Linked DNA regions of Homo sapiens: region 2 is linked to region 1. The links are chromatin loops, found by intact Hi-C in ENCODE. Cell type or tissue: HepG2. All regions are shown on one strand. Links, peaks and the distances in the headings refer to the core of each region. The heading gives the core; the rest is flanking DNA.

What was found. A loop is a pair of places that touch in the nucleus more often than their neighbours do. Peaks named below come from ENCODE experiments on the same cell type or tissue, not always from the same donor. Only the 100,000 strongest peaks of a DNase experiment are listed, where the experiment ranks them.
Region 2: a loop joins it to region 1, with 16 times the contacts of the local background. A loop is called at or near these places in 3 of 110 quality-filtered maps.

Annotation. Positions count from the first base shown.
Region 1 is chr13:91,369,679-91,375,864 of GRCh38, forward strand. No RefSeq gene overlaps it. Among named protein-coding and RNA genes, the nearest start is that of MIR92A1, 21 kb to the left of the region's middle. In HepG2, for the core only: a CTCF peak has its summit at 5,637 (motif pointing right); a DNase peak (open chromatin) is centred at 3,333.
Region 2 is chr13:91,644,430-91,650,615 of GRCh38, forward strand. All of the region lies in intron 2 of GPC5 (glypican 5), which reads left to right. Among named protein-coding and RNA genes, the nearest start is that of GPC5, 250 kb to the left of the region's middle. In HepG2, for the core only: a CTCF peak has its summit at 3,118 (motif pointing left); no DNase peak of the experiment used is centred there.

The DNA.
Region 1 (6,186 bases), core at 757-5,756:
CTGTATTCTTGGGAAGGAAGCCTTTTGAATTCCTGCCAAACAATGTCATAGTGATTACTATGTTTCCTAGTCTTTCTTTCCAGAATTGTAGTGTTTATTCCGTTTCTTTATCCTACTCCACCATTTTGCATTGAGATATATGGGATTGTAAGTAACTTGTATATTAGATAATAAACCACTAATTTCTGAAGAGCTAGTTTTAGATCAGGTGGAGAGAAATAAAGATCTCAGATTTTGATCTGGGAACAATAACTGGATAAGCTTTAATTGCATTTTTAGGAGAGAACCTGCTGTGTTCTTTGTATGGGAAGATGGTGCATGTGGATCCTTGGCAGCTCAAGGCCAAAGGCAGAGACTTCTAGTCTTTCTCTAATATACTTTCCCTGTTTTCCTTTAATAGTAAAGCTTCTCAAGTTCTTGCTGAGTGTTTGCCCAGCAAGACACTATAGTTTCCAAGTTTTCTATGTGGATATGTAACGCTGGGTTCTTGACAATGCAATGTAAGGGGAACTGATATATGCAATATCCCAGTCTTGCTCCCTGCTCTCTTTTTTCTCCTTTCCTTAGTTTTGGGTAGACACAGTGCTGGTGAGCCAGTTTTTAATATGTAGTCAAGAGGAAGCTCTTGAGGGGTTCAAAGAGCCCCACATAGAAAACCTGGGTTCCTTACTGTACCCTTGGGAAGCAGAGTCTCCTGCTTGCCCTGAATCCCCTGCCTTCCTCTGGACCGATATGTGAGAGAATAAAATTCTTTTTTTTTTTTTTTCCTTCGAGCTATTGTATTCTTGGTCTTTTTGTTATATCAGCTTAACCTGTTCCCTAACTAAAACAGTCTTCTTTCTCATATTCCTTTCAAATTAAGTATTTTATTTATGACGTGCAACTTTTACAGGATTTCTTTCCCTTGAGCCTCCTCCTCCCATTTTTTTGCAGAGAGAAGAGTTTGCAGAAATCTTTGGCTTCATCTCATTACTCTTTACTGTCATTGCCTGCAGGCAGAGCCCATAATGTAAATGTAAAATTGTGTTTTGCATAAGTTCCCTTGAGTATGTAATTATAATGCATTCCAGGGTGCGCCTAAATAAGAAGACTCTGCTTCTTCTCCATCCTAAGATTGCTTTTGGTGTCAATCACATGGTAAGATATAGACAGAGGCAATAGCAGTAGTAACTAACACTGAATGAGGCAGAGTACAGAATAAAACATTATCCATTTTCATTGCTGATGATCTGGGGAGGATTCACATAATATAGAGGCCCTAAGGGTGGAGTGGGAAAATTCTAATATAATTTGGAGGTGTGCAAAATATTTCATAATGAAATAGCATTTTTGTTCATCTTCAAAAGCACTGTGACTTAGTTCTGTTTTATACTGAACACAGACAATTTACACATCAGTATTTTCTGTTATATCACAAATACTGAACAAAGTGTCAGATACTAGTTTCGATTATTATGTAACCACTAACAACTAACTGTATAACACATATAAAAATCCTTTATATAAATATGCTAAAACCATTTTTAATATAAACATCTATATACTAAAATTTTAAAATATGCATACAAAAGCAGTGATTATAAAAGTGATTGTTGATCAACTATTTTATTGACCCAATTAAAAAATATGTATTTCAAAACTATTATATGAAGCAAAGGTTGAAAATAGATTATCTTAATTGTATTTTAAAACACATATCACAAGATGTGGAGAAATTTGGATTTAGAACCTTTATATAGGAGAAAGTAGTTTGTGAATAATTTAGAAAAATTATTTGCACAACTAAAATAAATAACTTTAAATTCTAAAATAAATACATTTAATTGCTGACATTAACTTAATGCCTTCTGTAAACATATTTTAGAAAAGTAAAGGGTTATAATTGATACTAGAATTGGGAATCAAATTAAGGAAAAAATTAGAAATAAAACATTTTAAATGTTTAATTAATTTAAACCACTTCGACAATTTTTGCCATATCCATTTAACACCTAAAATAATCATTTTATTATATTTCATTTCATTTTTACTTAAATATATTTGATTTTTTAGAAAATAGCATCATGGCTTTACTTGACATAAATACTTTACTCAACACATATCATTTTCTTTAAATAGAAAGGACAGACACATTTATATACATTCAAATAAATACCTACTTAAGTAAAAATGTTCTTAGATGTGCTATCTATAAAATCATCTCACATGGCCCACATACCACACTTTGATTCATGATTGAGATGGCATTGCAGTATATAAAATCTTCTAGTATTCAGGGCATCAATAAATTTAAAATCTATACTTAAAGTCTCATTGCAGCAAAAGTGTGTTCATGCCCTACTCAGTCCATCAGTCAGTGCTAACAATAAGTATGTAATAGATAGGTCTCTTTTTCATCATTTTCAGATACTAACACTCTAGAGCAAACCAATACAACTCATACTGTGTACAGAAGTATGCTGTTATTCATAAGGTTAACTTCACTCCCTAAATAAATGCTCAGAAATCACATTTATCATAGTTAAAGAGATAAAGGCAAATGGTAAGGGCTACCAATAAACTCCATCTCTAAAATTGAATATGTTCAGTAGCAATTATGTTATTAAAAATGCTTTTTTATGCCCAACTTTTCAGGAATGTTATATTTGCCCAACACAATTTAATAATATACTTTACAATTATCTTTGTGAGAAAATAATTATCAGCATGGTCTTTAACACATTTTTTAGGTTTTTGTGATTATGTTTGTGCTTTTCAGGTATTTGTAAATTGCATTTGCACACAGAATTCTCAAAAATTCAAATCCATTTGTTGGTCAGTAAGTACAACAATAAGAATGCCAGCTTATTCCACAAAATATAGTTTACCATTTTATTTGACTATTACACATCTTAGGGAAGTGATTTGGATTTAGAGAGAAAATATTGAGGTAGGGTTTTTCTATCATACAATGTCTTGGATTACCATCTGCTTACAAACATGATTATGGACCCAAATGCTGAGAGGAACTGAGCTTCAAACTCATAGAATTCTTGGAGTTTTGCCCAGATCAAATGTGCTTGATGAGTTTGGACACTATACATGCTTTTAACATACTAAAGCTGAATGATAAAACCTCAGTACTCCGTAAATCTGAATACTTTGTGAACCCACAGGAGTTGTTCAGGGTACGGTATGACTTCTATTGGACAATCTGTGCCCAAAAACTCCTCTATGTTCTGTCAACCCATGCTTTCCCAGTGCACTGAAAGGGATTTGTTTGGCCACATTTGGAGGTGTATTCATTTTCTACTGCTAGGTAATGGATGACTACAAATTGAGCAACATGTAACAACATCCATTTAGCTCAGTTCTGTGGGTCAGAAGTCCAGGCAATTCAAGGCTGGATTCTGCTCAGGTTAACATCAGGGTGTCAGCCAGCTGCGTTTTCACATGGAGTTGAGTGTTCTTTTCCTAATTCGTTGTTGTCACTGGGATAATTTAGGTCTTTGCAGTTGTGGCATCAAAATCCCTGTTTCCCTGCTGGCTATCAGCTGGGACCAGCTCTAAGCTCCTAGAGACTACTCTCACTTCCTTACCAAGAGGTCCCTTCCGTCTCAGCAACTAAAATGCCCTTTGAATCTCTCCAACTTCCCCTGCTATGACCAGCCAGAGAAAACTATGTTTTAAAGGGTCATTTGATGAGGTCTCAACCTCCAAGAGGATGTCTCCATCTCAGGGTTAATGGTATCATTTAACCTAACCTAATCATGTAAAAGACATCAAATTTACAGTTCTGAGGATTATGTAGTGTGAGTACACCTGGGACAGGGAATACTGGGGGACATCTTAGAGTCCTGACTATGACAGAGACCTGTTATTTTCACTTTCAGCTTTTCACATTTCTTTGGTTCTGTCTTCACATTCAACCTTTCGTTTTTCTATATTTTTTCCCCAAAAGAAACTCAGAAAAACTCCAATTGTCACAAAATTAGTCTACATGTAAGAGTGTAAAGGAATACACATATACATAAAAGATGCGTGTTTCTGAGCCTGCAAACATGTTTCAAGGTGATACCAAATAAACTTTGATGCTATTCATCTGGCTCATTGCATACATGGCTTCAACAAAATCATCACTTTATGAAGAAGCATTTTTGTGACATGAGAATAGCTGACTATAGTTATAATAATGAGGATATTATGAATTCAATGAAATTTCTTCCTAATAACAGGCCTGCTGTGTAAGCAAGTAACAGGTTTATTTCAATGCTAATATTTATTTATTTGTAGATGTTCTTTCTACAAATTAAATTTTTTGGGTTCTATGAGAGTAGTATGCAAATAGTGAAAAACTGAAATAATTATTGGTGATTCGCTTGTGTCCACCTATCCTGAAATGCCTTAACTCCCCTTCCTTACCTTAGTACCAATTGGATTCTTATAGTAACTAACTCTGAGCCAAAAGCTTTGATTTATCAAAGCATCGATGAAAAAAATACTTATCAAGAACATAAATAAGGACTTTGGAGGAGCTCACTAAACACCCAGAAATTTATTACCAAATTCCAAATGGCTAATTTTAAACCAGGATAAAGACCAATGAGTGAAAATAAGATATGCAGTGACATAGTGTATTTTAGTGGGAAGAATAATAAAAAGACCTCTGGATAAGCTATTTTATTAACTTATCTGAATCTCAGTTGTTTTTCACTATAAGAGCAGGGTCATGTCCCAACTTCATTGAGTTGTGAGAATTATTTATTAAATGTGTATAGTTTGTAATGTGTTCAGTAAATACCTGTCTTGTCTGAAAGTGAATAAATTAATACATTCTTAACTTACTTTAAAATGGGAGAAGCCACAGTTTAAAAGGAAAGAGAACGTGACATAGACTTAGTTTGATTTTTAAAAATTTGTAGATTCAGCTACAAATACACAAAAACTGCAACAGAGATAGGATAACTAAAATAATACTGGAATACTTAAATAACACTAGAGTAACTTTATGGTTTTGAAACAGAGGGCATTTAACCATGGACTTAGTTTAGGTGGTGGAATAGTTGAGAGAAGTCAGATGGGATGGTATGTCAACCCAGAAATTAGCAACAGCGGGGGGTGGGGCACCATCTCCCTACAATGGAGGAAGAAAGGGAGAATGGAGAATGGAGTGTTCCTGAAACCCAGGTGATAGGGTCATGAAGGAAATGCAGCTACTGGCCAGAGATTCTACCCAAGGCAGAGGGAGGAGTACCCTCGCTCCTTGCTTCCAACAAAAGGTAGATGACATAGGATCCTGATGAAGAGACCACCAAATTTAGAAGAGCAAAAAGGCAACGAGCATTTCTGAGGGCAAACAGGCCATGAACCAGCATTTTAATTGGTGGAACTAAGAGAAAACTAATGGACCAGCAATTCAGATTTTAGGTAATACTGTATTGATTAATTTCTTCCACTTGTCTTAAGTCCATTCTCAGAGCTTCAGAACCACCAACAACAAAAAGAGAGCTGTCAAAGATGGAGACTTATTCCCTAAACTCCTCTCTAACAAGGCTGTAGTGGGGTAGAGGGTGGCGGGGAGTTTGGGGAAGTATAACTGGTGGCCCAAGTTTGGCAGGCTGAGGAACAGTGATCAGAAATATGGGCCTTGCTCTTCCTGGCCACAGGGTGGTGGTATAAGGTATGAAACCACTATTGTCTTACTTTCACTTTTTTCAAATACTGGTTAATTTTGCCTGTCTTCATCACTGCATGTTTGGTATTTTGGAAGGTAGAAGAGTATGTTTTCCAAAGGTGATCACAATAATCTATATCCCATCCTTTGTGCTCTTATTATGGTGCAATGTTGACACTTGTCCATCAGTAGGTGTACAGGTCTATATTTTCTCTTTGAATCTGGGTAGGTCAGTGGCCATGGAAAAGGTGACACTGTGTGACTTTTGAGATAAAAGGGATGAGGCTTCTGCTTGATTCTCTTAAGGTGGAACCAAGCCACCATGCGCTGAGGAAGCTAAGTATCCACATGAAGAACCCGTGTGCTAGGATTCTGGTCATGACCGCAGCAGAGGTCCTACTGAGAGTCAGCATCAACTAAATGTTAATAACTGAGCCTTCAGATGATGCCAGCCATCAGTTTTCAAGCTGTTTCAGCTAACTCCAACAGGAGCATGGATAACGTGTCCCCACCAAGCCCTGCCCAAATTGCAC
Region 2 (6,186 bases), core at 376-5,375, 270 kb after region 1:
CATGGGAATTTGAAAAATATTATTTCATCATATTACTTGGCACCAGGTATTTCTCTACTTGTTAATCTCCTCTTTTCATTTTCAGTTTTCTGTGATCTCTGCCTCAGTTTCTCTTGGTAGCCTTTTATTTCTTGCATTCGCATCCTTTACTAATCAATATCTATATTTTTCCTGTTACCCTTTGTAACAGGAAGATGTCTTATGTGCTTTATTTACTTATATATGTTTGATGGCAGAGCAATATATTTTTGTTATCTTAACCTGTCTTTTGTTTTAAAACCTTCCTAGCTATTATTAAAAAGCAACTCTTCTGTATTTGTGAAATTCTTTTAAAAAAATAACACCCAGTATACCTTTAAATACCATTTATTTTGTGACTGTGTACAGATACTCTGAAAAAGTCATGGCAAAAAGCACTGGAATGAGTTTTGGCAAAAATTTAAAATGTGCTGTTTATTAGGGAATAATAACTTAAAGACTGTTACTCAACATGAGAAAGATATTTTAAACCAAATTCATTGGGCAATGGTGGATTTAAATGATTGAAGTTCAGTGGAATACCAGGTTTTGTGCTCATAAAGCTGTGTGTTTATATGTTGAAATATGGCTGAATGGAAGAATTGAGAAACTTTGCTTTCATTTCCTGGCTTTACCACTTGTTGCATGACCTTGCCCTGGGATAGACAAAAGGAATCAAGACAAATTGAGTGGGAGGCTACATCTAGAAGAAGCTCTTTCAACAGGTACTTCAGGGACTCAAATTTTCTCCTGTGAGTTTAGTTCAATATCCTGTTTTTTTCTAACTGTTTTGTAGTGCCATCTTTGACCTCAGTATTTTTTATCTTGACTTTGAAACCTGTACTTGATTTCACCCTTACTGCCCCCGATTTTACCTTTGAATTTAACTTCTCTGTTTCTCACTTGGGCTTAGTGATGTGGTCTTGACTTTCATCAAGCTTTTCTTGGTCATTGTTTTATACCCTAACTCCATAAACTTGACACTTAAATATAGCTAAACTTCAGTTAATCTCCTCAGTATAGATCAGGGGGAAGAACCAGACACTGCCCCTCTTCCTGACAGTAGGACCCTCAAGTCCCTTTGTTACTAGCTACTTCATGAGAATTTATGACCTCATTACAATTTATTCTAAATGACTACAAATTTACGTAAGATAGTGTGAGGTCACTTTGAGAAAGGATTTCCTTATCCTACTACTACGTTATGTATTACTGAAATTTTTACATGAAAACTGAAGTCTAGTCAGTCATCCACATTTATTTGTATGTATCTGTGGGATGCCCACTTTGTCCTCTATGCTGATGTTTCTCAAACTTTAGCATACAAAAAAATCACCTGGAGATCTGGTTGTAATGCAGACTTCTGGGTCAGAGACTCTGATTCAGCATATCTGGGGGATCCACAAATTTGCACTTCTGACAAGTCCTCTGGTAACATTAATGGTGTTCTTCTGACACACTTTGGATAGCACTGATGCAGACCAAGATTCCAGGTGATCATTGGCCCAAATGACTGGGTAACATGTTGGTAGCAGGTAACACACAGGTCAACCTCATTCATTTCCTAAGGAAAAATAAAAATAAAGCAAGAATATTGTAGTTCTTTGGTTTCCAAATGCTGTATTAAACATACGTATATGAAAGAGGAGTGGCTAAACTCAGCAGTGGCTCTCATAAAAATGGTTTTCAAATCTGTAGCCCAGAAACCTTATATTAGGAAAAAAGATGGTTCAGGTTATTTGAAGCAAAGTACCCTAAAAATTGATCTTTCCCTAAAATATGCAACCTGTTATCTTTAACAAATATTCATTTTAAAGCCATTTTAAGGATTCCTGATTTGGAAAAGGAACCCTTCTTATGGTTGGATGAAAATATATATTTTTTTAACATTTAAGGAAATGTGTTTTTACTGTTTGTTGTTATATGTAAAATTTACAATGAAATAAATTTTGTGTTATGGTTATCAGTATAATTTATACATCAGAAAATTAAATATGATTATACTATATATATAGTTATCTACATTTAGATACCTATCCAAAATTGTTATGATTTTAAATAATTAAGAATATAAATTATATTTTTTAAATGACAAAATGAAATAAAGAACTGCAAATTCTTGATCTAACATAATGGTTTAATGGCTTTATTTTCTTCAGTCAATAAAATATTTAATGAGCACATACTGTTAGCCCAGCAAGCAGGTAGGTAATCTGATACATAAAAGACATAGAAAGGTTGATTCTACCTTAAATATATGCTTCTGGTATAGCATATAAAAAGTCCCAAATCTACTCTACAAGACAACATGATCTAGGTGTTTGGGAAAGGATATAAATGTGATCAGAAACAAGACTTCAAAGAGGTATAGAATTCATGAGAATGTGTGCATGTGTCTGTCACAGAGCATGGGTGGATGTATGTAAAAGTGGAGAAGAATTAGGAAGCTTCTGTAATTCAAGTTATCAGTCATCATCAGACACTTTGAAAATATTAACTTTATTTTAATCTTTTATAACATCCATAAAATCATTATTATCCATTAAAAATAAGATATTAAAACAAGGTAATGAAATAAAATATTTATAAGAGAAACAACTTGCTAAGGATAATATATATATGCGTGTGTGTGTGTGTGTGTGTGTGTGTGTGTGTGTGTGTGTGTGAAATACATACCTATGGCATTCATTCATGTAATATTTAAGGGCTTACCCTGTTTTTTTTGTGCAGGGTATACATGTGGCAAACATTAATAAATATAATGTGCACCTCTGTATAAATCAGCCATGAAAGATGCTGATTGCTTCATGGAAAAAGTGCATGGTGAAGTTCTATAGGTTAGCACTGTCATCGACAGCAGGTTTCACATTCCACGCTTGACCCTGTTATTAAACCGATGTTTCTTGTCGTTATTTAAAACAAAAAGTTATCTCTGAATGTTTTATTTAATAGAACCTTTTAGATTTACATTCTATGTGTAGTAGTGATGGCAATGGCCTTGCAGACCTCCAACTCCAGCAAGCTGACCTGACTGAGGGCCCAGGCCCAGAGCTCTGACATCATTTCTGCATTCCTCCTGAGGCCACACCTTTCCGTGCTGCCCCCTGTCGGGCATCTGTGATGTGGCAGGGATGCTAAGTCTGGCCTGTTCCTAGGAAAAACGGGACTTCCATGACTACTGACTTTGGCTCCAGGCTGCCCTTACAGTTTTGCTGAATCTTCTTTAGACTACACAGCAGACTAGAACCTTTCCTCTAACCCTCCCTTCCTCTCTCCTGCAGCCTGGGTCATGCCTGTAGCATGGTCTGAAAGCTCTGCCAGCATTTCCTGGCTCCCTCTCAATTTTCTTTCATTGGCACATCCCCTAATAACATTCTTGCAAATTAGTCATTCCCATCTTGGCATCTGTTTCCTAGAGGACTCTTTCTAACACACTGTATAAGGGACTATACAACTATCCTCTAAAGAAACATATACACTTAAGTAAATTTGAGGCCAATAATGAGAGCCTGTAATCCTGTTCTCTGATTGCAGAGTCAGTCATGAAATTTGAAAGGTAATTGCTGCTGCTGCTAAAGGAGCCTCCTCTGTGTTGCTTTCTTTAAATTGTTACTCACTCAGTGGTGATCCCTTTTTCTTAGAACTTCTTAATAAGATTATATACTAGTGTTGTATGCTAGTATGAAAAATACTTTAGCATACACAGTGCTATCCTGATTCCAGGATGCTTCCCTTTAGCCTTTTCATTCATTTATCAAACATTTATTACAAATTGATTTTATGTCAGGCATGATCCTAGACACTGGAGCACATGTGCAATGTGTTGGGCATAAAGATTTATTGGAAGAGTGGCACTGTTTATCTTTCCATGAAAAGCAAAATGATACTGTTTTTAATTGTATTAAGACAGGTTTTTTTTTTCCTGGAGTGGAGAAGTGAATTAAGTGCCATTTAAAAACTAAAGTAAAATATGAGATTGTCACTCTTACATCTTAAACAACAGAAAATTCAGCTGTATTTTTTGATATATATAAATTGATTCTTCTTGAAACAATGATCCATAAGGCCTTTTAAGTTTCAGATTACTTTTATTATTTTATTTTATAACATATTTATTGTAAAAAGTAGAAAGTATAGGCTCACAGAAACAAAAAAATTAGTAAATTTTCTATAACTCTGGCATCCAGAAATAGTTACTGTTAACTTTTTACTGTATAGTCTTACAGATTTTTTTGCCATAAAACATACATACACATGCATGCACACACACACGTACACTCAGATATATTACCACCATTGATTTTCTCATAAATTTATTGAGCATCTTTCCTGTGCCAGGCATTGTGTGTGAGGACTGTGGAGACAGAGCAAAAGGAAAACATCCTTCCCACTATGAGAATCAGTACAACTTGAGAATCAGTACAGTGCGGTATCAAGAGTGTGGACTCTGAATATGGGATGGCTGTGTCCCCACCCAAATCTCATCTTGAATTGTAGTTCCCATAATCCCCATGTGTCATGGGAGGGACCCAGTGGGAGGTAATCAAATAATGGGAGCGGTTACCCCCATGCCGCTGTTCTCATGGTAGTGAGTGAGTTCTCATGAGATTTGATGGTTTCATAAGGGGCTTTTCACCCTTTGCTTGGCACTTATCCTTCCTGCCACCGTGTGAAGAAGGACCTGTTTGCTTTCCCTTCTTCCATGGTTTTAAGTTTCCTGAGACCTCCCCAGCGCTGTGGAACTGTGAATCAACTAAACCCCTTTGCTTTATAAATTATCCAGTCTCAGGCAGTTCCTTATAGCAGTGTGAGAATGGACTAATACAACTCTTGAGTGAGGCCATTGGGTGACATCTTTCTCTGTTCTGTACCATCCTCTACATTGGATATACCACATTACACAGCTGGGACTGGTTTCACATCTTTAAAATGGAGTAATAACAATAACTACTACACACGTTTCTTGTGAATATACAAGCTCTTATTCAGCACAGTGTCCAGGCTATAGAAAGTGCTGAGCCATTGTTATTACTACACTACTAGTTGCCTCTTTCTGATATTACTTAGAGATCACTAACTGCCATGAAATTAATCAATTCTCAGTGCTATTCATTCTGGATTATGCTGAAAACTGCCCTTGTGACTGAAAACAGGACTTATATTTGCAATCCCAGTGTGTTGTTCCGTCCACAGCATGTTACGATGCAGAGAATGTCTATATTGATCAGCAGTCCCAGGGGCCTTTTGTTTACCTGAGTTATAGCATCTCTGTAGCATGACTGGATAAATCTTTTATGTGGCTGCCCTTCACCCCAGTGCCCTTCTCAAATGCATTTTAGTATACTCCACATGGCTTGTATTCTTCTGATCATCTCAAACATATCACCTACATTCCCAGGCAGTCAAAAGTCACCAGAAACTTAATTTATTGCTACTGATTACTATGTTCAAATTTATAAAATACATAGATTTTTTTAAAAATTTATTTTGAAATAATTGTAGACTCACAGGAAATTGTAGAAAATGGCACATAGAGTCCCATTATCCCTCTACACAACTTCCTTCAGTTGGTGACATTTCACACACTGTAGTGCAATACAAAACTGGAACATGGACAAGGGGACATACTCTGAACTGGACTGCAAATCTTATTCAGTATTTAACAATTTTCATGTGTACTTGTGTGTATGTATATGAAGTATGTATGTTATATAAACATACAATTTCATTGTATGTTTCAGTTTGTGTGATCATTACCAGAATGAAGATATAGTACTAATATATTACCTAAAAGGGACAGTGTCATCCTACCCTTCATCAATATACCCATCTCTCACTTGTGTCCATGTCTCCAACTACCAATCTGTTATTCATCTTTATAGTTTTGTCATTTCAAGAAGGTATACAAATAGAATCTTGTAGTATGTAACCTTATAGTATGTAAACTTGTAGTATATATTTTTTTCACAAAATATACTTCTTCATTCTGCCTTTATTTTATCTTTACTGTATACCAAGATCATCTTTGTTTAACTAGCTTTCTCATCTGTTTTCAATTGTTCTTTTATGTAGAAAAACAAAACAAAATGAAAACAAAACAAGATGAGTAAACTTTGAAGAAAAGTAAAATTTCCTGGAGAATATAAAATATACTTGAAGAAACTTAGT